Linked DNA regions of Mus musculus: region 1 is linked to region 2. A link is a loop called in an ENCODE intact Hi-C map of the cell type or tissue named here. Cell type or tissue: heart. All regions are shown on one strand. Links, peaks and the distances in the headings refer to the core of each region. The heading gives the core; the rest is flanking DNA. Region 1 holds the start of Gtf2i (general transcription factor II I). Region 2 has its middle 3.5 kb from the start of Rcc1l.

Evidence for each region. Hi-C counts contacts between places; a loop is a spot of excess contacts. Peaks named below come from ENCODE experiments on the same cell type or tissue, not always from the same donor. Only the 100,000 strongest peaks of a DNase experiment are listed, where the experiment ranks them.
Region 1: it touches region 2 in a loop (2.5-fold over the local background); 3 of 42 quality-filtered maps call a loop at or near these places.

Annotation. Positions count from the first base shown.
Region 1 is chr5:134,314,237-134,317,151 of GRCm38, forward strand. It overlaps Gtf2i (general transcription factor II I), which reads right to left and starts at 524. Exons shown (of 34, transcript NM_010365.4): 1 at 147-524. In heart, for the core only: CTCF peaks have their summits at 649 and 1,487; DNase peaks (open chromatin) are centred at 715 and 1,555; H3K4me3 peaks cover 1,906 bases; H3K27ac peaks cover 2,497 bases.
Region 2 is chr5:134,178,838-134,181,752 of GRCm38, forward strand. It overlaps a transcript of Rcc1l not described here. Among named protein-coding and RNA genes, the nearest start is that of Rcc1l, 3.5 kb to the left of the region's middle. In heart, for the core only: a CTCF peak has its summit at 1,196 (motif pointing right); no DNase peak of the experiment used is centred there.

The DNA.
Region 1 (2,915 bases), core at 320-2,819, 140 kb after region 2:
TCACGCCCGAGTCGGTGCACACACTCCCGACGGGGGCAGAGTGTCGAATAAAGACGCCCCTGTTCGCCATGGCACCCCGAGGCAGAGGGGGACGACGGAGGGGACACTCGAGGGAAAGGGGACGATCTGAGGCGACAGGGACTCACCCGAAGAGCAGCCGGGGAGGGTCGGGGAGGGGGGGATGCGGACAGCAAGCGAGTGTAGGCCGGAGGGGCCTCGGCGAGCTGGCGAACGGGGTGGAGGTGAGAGGGCGAGGGGGGCCCGTGCGTCTCGGCCGTGCTCCTGTCACCGCCGCATGGCCGCCCCCGGCGGGGCCTCGCTCCACGCTGGGTCGCCAGACGCCGGGGGGGGGGGGGGGGAACAGGGACGAAGCCCAGGGATAACCGCGGCAGGCGGGCGGCAAGCGCGTGCAGGGAAGCGGGGGGGCCGCCGGTGCCCCCTTTTCTCTGCTCTCCCAGCTTATCTCTCACCCTCCTCCTCCTCCTTTTTTTTCCCCCTTTTTTTTTTTTTGCCTTTTTTTTTTTTTTTTTTTTTTTTTGTTCCTCGAAGGTGCCGCTGCGCGTGCGCACAAGCAGCACCGCCCACCGGGAGTTGTAGTTCTGAACCCGCGCTCACCTACGCAACGGGTGGGTACCCCGAACTATAACTCCCAGACAGCCTTGCGGCATGAACCCTGATTCTCTCCCCACCGCCCCCCTCTAGGCCGAGGCGAAGCGCCGCGGCGCCCGGCCCTCTCCGGCTTGGACTGTCAATGGAAGCGCGCGGGTGGTGGGAGCGAGAACATGGCTGCACCTGGGGCCTGCGCGGCCGCCCGGATGGGGGAGGGGAGTGGGGTGAGACCTAGAACTTAGTGTCCCCCCCCTTCCTTCTCCAGCAGGCCACAACTTCCACTTAAATAACTCTTTGCTACCAACATCCCTTTGCAAATTGCAAAGTTAGGGACATTGCAAAGGCCAGGGGAGCCCCGGGGCTGGCCTGTCGCCTGATTTGCAGAGGGAGGTCCCCCCAGCTCCGGGACACAAAGAACTCAATGTTTTCAAAGCTGGCTTTAGAAGCAACCAGAGTGGACTTGCCCAAACTTGGGACAGGCAACGGATGGGAGGGGGTGAGGAACTCGTGATTTCCATTTCTTCTCTCTTCGAGTCTTTACACAGCTCCACATTTAGAAGGAGAATTGAAGAAATCCTGATCGTCCCCACAGCTACAAAGAAAGTAAACTTAAGACCCTCCTCCGGCCATTATATTTATTTTTCTCAACTACTTCATAAGATCAATGACTTTCGAAGAGTATCAACTAACTGTTCATCTAAGTTAAATGCAAAAGTTAAAAAAGCCCGAGTCTGAAGAACTTAGCTGTTAATGCAAAGGACAGAATTGGGTGAATTTGTGGTGTTTGTTCGTTTGTTTTTTCCTTTTTCTTTTTTCTTTTTTTTCCTTCCCACCGCTTATGTCCGCCGAATATTCGGGCGCCCTCCCCCACCCGTTGCTTCTCGGTAGGTGGCGGCCACAAGGCTTTTTCCAGCCTCCCAGCCTCTTTGTCGCTTGCTGGAAAACTTTCCGTGCAAGCCACTCTTTTGATGTAGTTCCAAAACCCTGCCTTTGAATTCGGGTTCAAGGATTGGCGTTCTCTGGTCGACTTTCTTGTATGAAACCGCACCCACAAAGCCTCATCTACAATCTCCATGTTGGATTTCTTTGCACTCCACGGAGTCTTTAAGGATTCCTGGGAAGCAGTCTGATTAGAGAAGCCGCCTACGTTTTTTGGTTTTTATTACGATTTTCCCTAACAATATTTACACCCTTCGTTTCCTTTCCTAATCCGATTGTGACTCAACTCTGTCGACTCTGTCCAGGGCTATTCATTAAGTTGTCAAAAGAACAACTTGCTCTTTGCCCCCGGATTTCACTGCTCTTTGGAATATTTAACCAGATTCCATAAGACCGAAACAGGAGTCCTACTCCTTTGCAGCAGGGGCTACGTTCTAAGATGCATGCCTGAAATTAAATCACTCCAAACTTTTTTCCCTACATATGCTTAGGATGAAAGTTCTGCAAGGTCCTGGGATGCACACCTGACATTCCAACACTTGGGAGGATATGAGCTGGAGAAGAGACTGTCCAAGTAGGGAATTCATGTCAGCCAGGGCTAGGAGATAAGACCATGTTTCTCAAAACAACAAAGAAAGAAAACATTACAAAGGTTTTTGTTTTAATTACATACAAAAGATTAAAAATAACACAGTGATACTAAAACAATATTCTGGGGCCAGGATGTAGCTTAGCTGGTAGTGTGCTTGCCAACATGCACAGGCCCCTACCTTCAGCACTACATACATACATACATACACTACATGAAACATAAAGGGTAACGTACATACATACATACGTGGTTTATGTACTACAGGAAACATAAAGGGTACCACATATCTGTAATCCCAGCCCATGGGAGATGGAGGCAGAAAGACAAGTTCAACTTTGTCCCCTGCTATACAGAGACTCTGAAGTCAAACAGGGATCCATGCGACCTTGTATTCAGTAACAGTAGCAATAATATTGATAAACCATTCGTAACAATATATCATAACATCTATATGAATATCACTCAAAACACTCAGTTGTCCACACCCTCCTGCCTCCTTTCACGACAGGGAAAGACTGGCTTCGGCTGGCAACCTTGATCTTTGGCCAACTTTTCCCACTGCTGGAGTGTACTGGAGCTTCTTTGTGCACAGGCAGTGCCTGTCAGTAACGCTTGTATTTTCCAGTTCAGACTCGTTCCTCTGTAACCATCTCTTACTGCATTAAATGGTTTTCATCTCTTAGACGGTCTTAATCCTCTCAGGAGAGGACTTGTTCCATAGATGCCATTGGTCTGTTTTGGCTTTGAAATGGCTCTCACTCTGTAGCCTGATCTA
Region 2 (2,915 bases), core at 109-2,608:
TCATAAGCTTCAGCTTACAGTATCCAGATCAGTCTCAGGTCAGGTCTCAGGAGAGCAGAGCATGGACCAAGAAAGACACTTGATACTCACAAGGAGGGACCTGACTTCCCAGTATAAACTGAAAGCAAAGTCAATCCAACCCCGGAAAGCCAAGGCAAGAAGTGAGGACGTGTGTGTGTCTTACGATATGGACCAAAGCCGGACAGTGGTGGCACAGGTCTTTAATCCCAGCACCGAGGAGGCAGAGGCAGGTGGATCTCTGTAAGTTTGAGGCCAGCCTGGTCTACAGAGTGAGTTCCAGGACTGTGTGCAGCCAGGGCTACACAGAGAAACCCTATCCCATCCCCACTCCCCAAAAAAGATCTGGACTATGGAGGGCAAAATGAAAGAGGATGAAGACGGTTTACGGATGCCAAAGTATCTTTCCTGACTAAACAGTCTGGCAAGGAGCTGGTGTGTGAGTGGAACGATGTCATTAGGTGTTGTCTTAGGGTTTTACTGCTGTGAACAGACACCATGACCAAGGCAAGTCTTATAAAAACAACATTTAATTGGGGCTGGCTTACAGGTTCAGAGGTTCAGTCCATTATCATCAAGGTGGGAGCATGGCAGTATCCAGGCAGGCATGGTGAAGGAGGAACTGTACACCATGCCCGGTGTGTACACCTTTACTCTCACCACTCCAAAGCCAGAGAAAGGCAGATCTCTGAGTTTGAAGCCAGTCTGGTCTACATACCTAGTTCCAGGCCAGTCTGGCTGACATAGTGAAACCCTAGTTCGAAAGATAAAAGTAGCCAAAAAGCTGGGTGTGGTGGCTCACGCCTTTAATCCCAGCACTTGGGAGGCAGAGGCAGGCGGATTTCTGAGTTCTAGGCCAGCCTCGTCTACAAATGACAGCCAGAGCTATACAGAGAAACCCTGTCTCGAAAAACCAAAAAAAAAAAAAGAGTGCTTGCTGCACTTGCATAGGACTCAAATTTGGATCCCAGGTCCCATATCAGGTGACTCACAACCACCTAACAACTCCAGCTTCAGGGATTCTGACATAGACGTCTTGTCTCCAGGGTCCCTTGAACACATGTGGCATTCACTCATACAGATATGCACACATGCATATAAATAAAAGTTTTAAAAAAAAAAAAAACCTTCGAAAATTGCAACCAAGAGGACATCTACAGTGTGAATCATGGCCACTAGGTGGCGATGCTTGCCCATCAATTTGGTTCTTGTTTTGTGACAAGGGACACAACAGTCGAATTCTCCGAATGAGATTTACAATTGTAGTCAGAAGCAGGGAGTGTGGCCCAGTGATAACATGATCACCTAGTATGTGCAAGTTCTTGAGTTCTAGCCAGAGCCCAACAGAAGTAAATGTTTGTGGTTTTTGAAACAGGGTCTAACGTAGCCCGGGCTAGTATTTAATTTGCTGTGTTGTTTGAACTCCTGAATCTCCTGCCTCTGCCTCCTGGGTGCCAGGATTACAGGCAAGCACTACCAAGTCCAGTCTCAATCTTAAAACATAATAAAATATGTTCCATTTATGTATTTGGGGGTGAATGCACATCACAGCGTTACGTGCAGAAGTTAGAAAGCATCTTTAGGGAGTCACTTCTCGCCCTCCACCATGGAGCTTCCAAGGATGGGCTCAAGAATTTCAGACTCAAAAGGCAAGTGCCTTCATCCTCTGGGCCATCTCACCACCCCACAGTTAAAAACTGTTAATAGACTTTTTTTTTCTTTTCTTTTTGAAACAAGACCTGACTGAATGGCCCTGGCTCACCTAGAACTCACTATGTAAAGCAGGCTGGTGTGGAACTCAGAGTTCACCTGTCTTTGCCTCTGAGGTGCTGGGATTGAGGGTGTGTGCCACCCCATGAGGCCAAGCGGATATCTCGTTACCCCAAAATAATTTATTGTCTACCACAAACATAATCTCAGTGTTTGAAATACTATTTAGAATCTATGAGGAAGATGAACATGAACTGAGCAAAAGCCTCTCTTCTCAGCACTTGGAAGGCAGAGGCAGGAGGATCCGTTCATGGTCATCCTTGGCTACATAGTGAGCTTGAGGCCAGCCTGGGCTACAATGAGACCTTGTCTGGAAATAAAACAGGGGAAGGAAAAAAATGAATTCATCCTACAACAAGGCTCCGGAAGCTGTGCCGTATGTTCTCATTTTTATTCAAGGGTGCCTGTTTTGTTCTCTTTTCTTTTCTCACCAAATTGACTTTGCTATGCGTAACATTTACTTCCATGAAAATTTAAAAGTCATCTTGTCAAGTAGCAGTAATAAAATTCCACTGGGTTTTACTATTGAGATTGCATTAAATTCCTGAGTTAATTGAGAGACGCTAACTACTATAGTAGTAGCACTTACAGTCGTAATGGCACTTCACCCTTGAGTTCTCCTGCTCATGAAGGCAGCATTCACCAGTGTCACCACGGGTGCGGGCCACCAGCCTGAGCGGATCCTGCACTCTGCTGGTTGCTAAACACGACCCACTTTTCTTAATTAGCCTCTCTTGCTGATGCTTATGTTTTATGATTGCAATGTGTAGCTTATTTATAACTTTTGAGACAGGGTCTCATTATGCAGCTCTGGCTGACGTGAAGATTGCTGTGTAAATCAGGCTGGCCTTGAACTCACAGAGATCTCCTGCCCCTGCCTCCCGAGTAGTGCTTTTTATTTTATTTTAGGACCTGTGTGCTTGTGTGTGCACATGTCCACATGGAGTCCAGATGGTACCACACACTTGTGTGTGTCCGTTTCCTTCCTCTCTCCCTCCCCTCTTTTCTTTTCCTGTTTGTTTTCAAGGTGGGAGTTTCTCAGTATAGCCCTGGCTATATCTTGGAACTTGCTGTGTAGACCAGGCTGGCTCCAACTCAAGAGATCCACCTGCCTCTGTCTCTCCAGT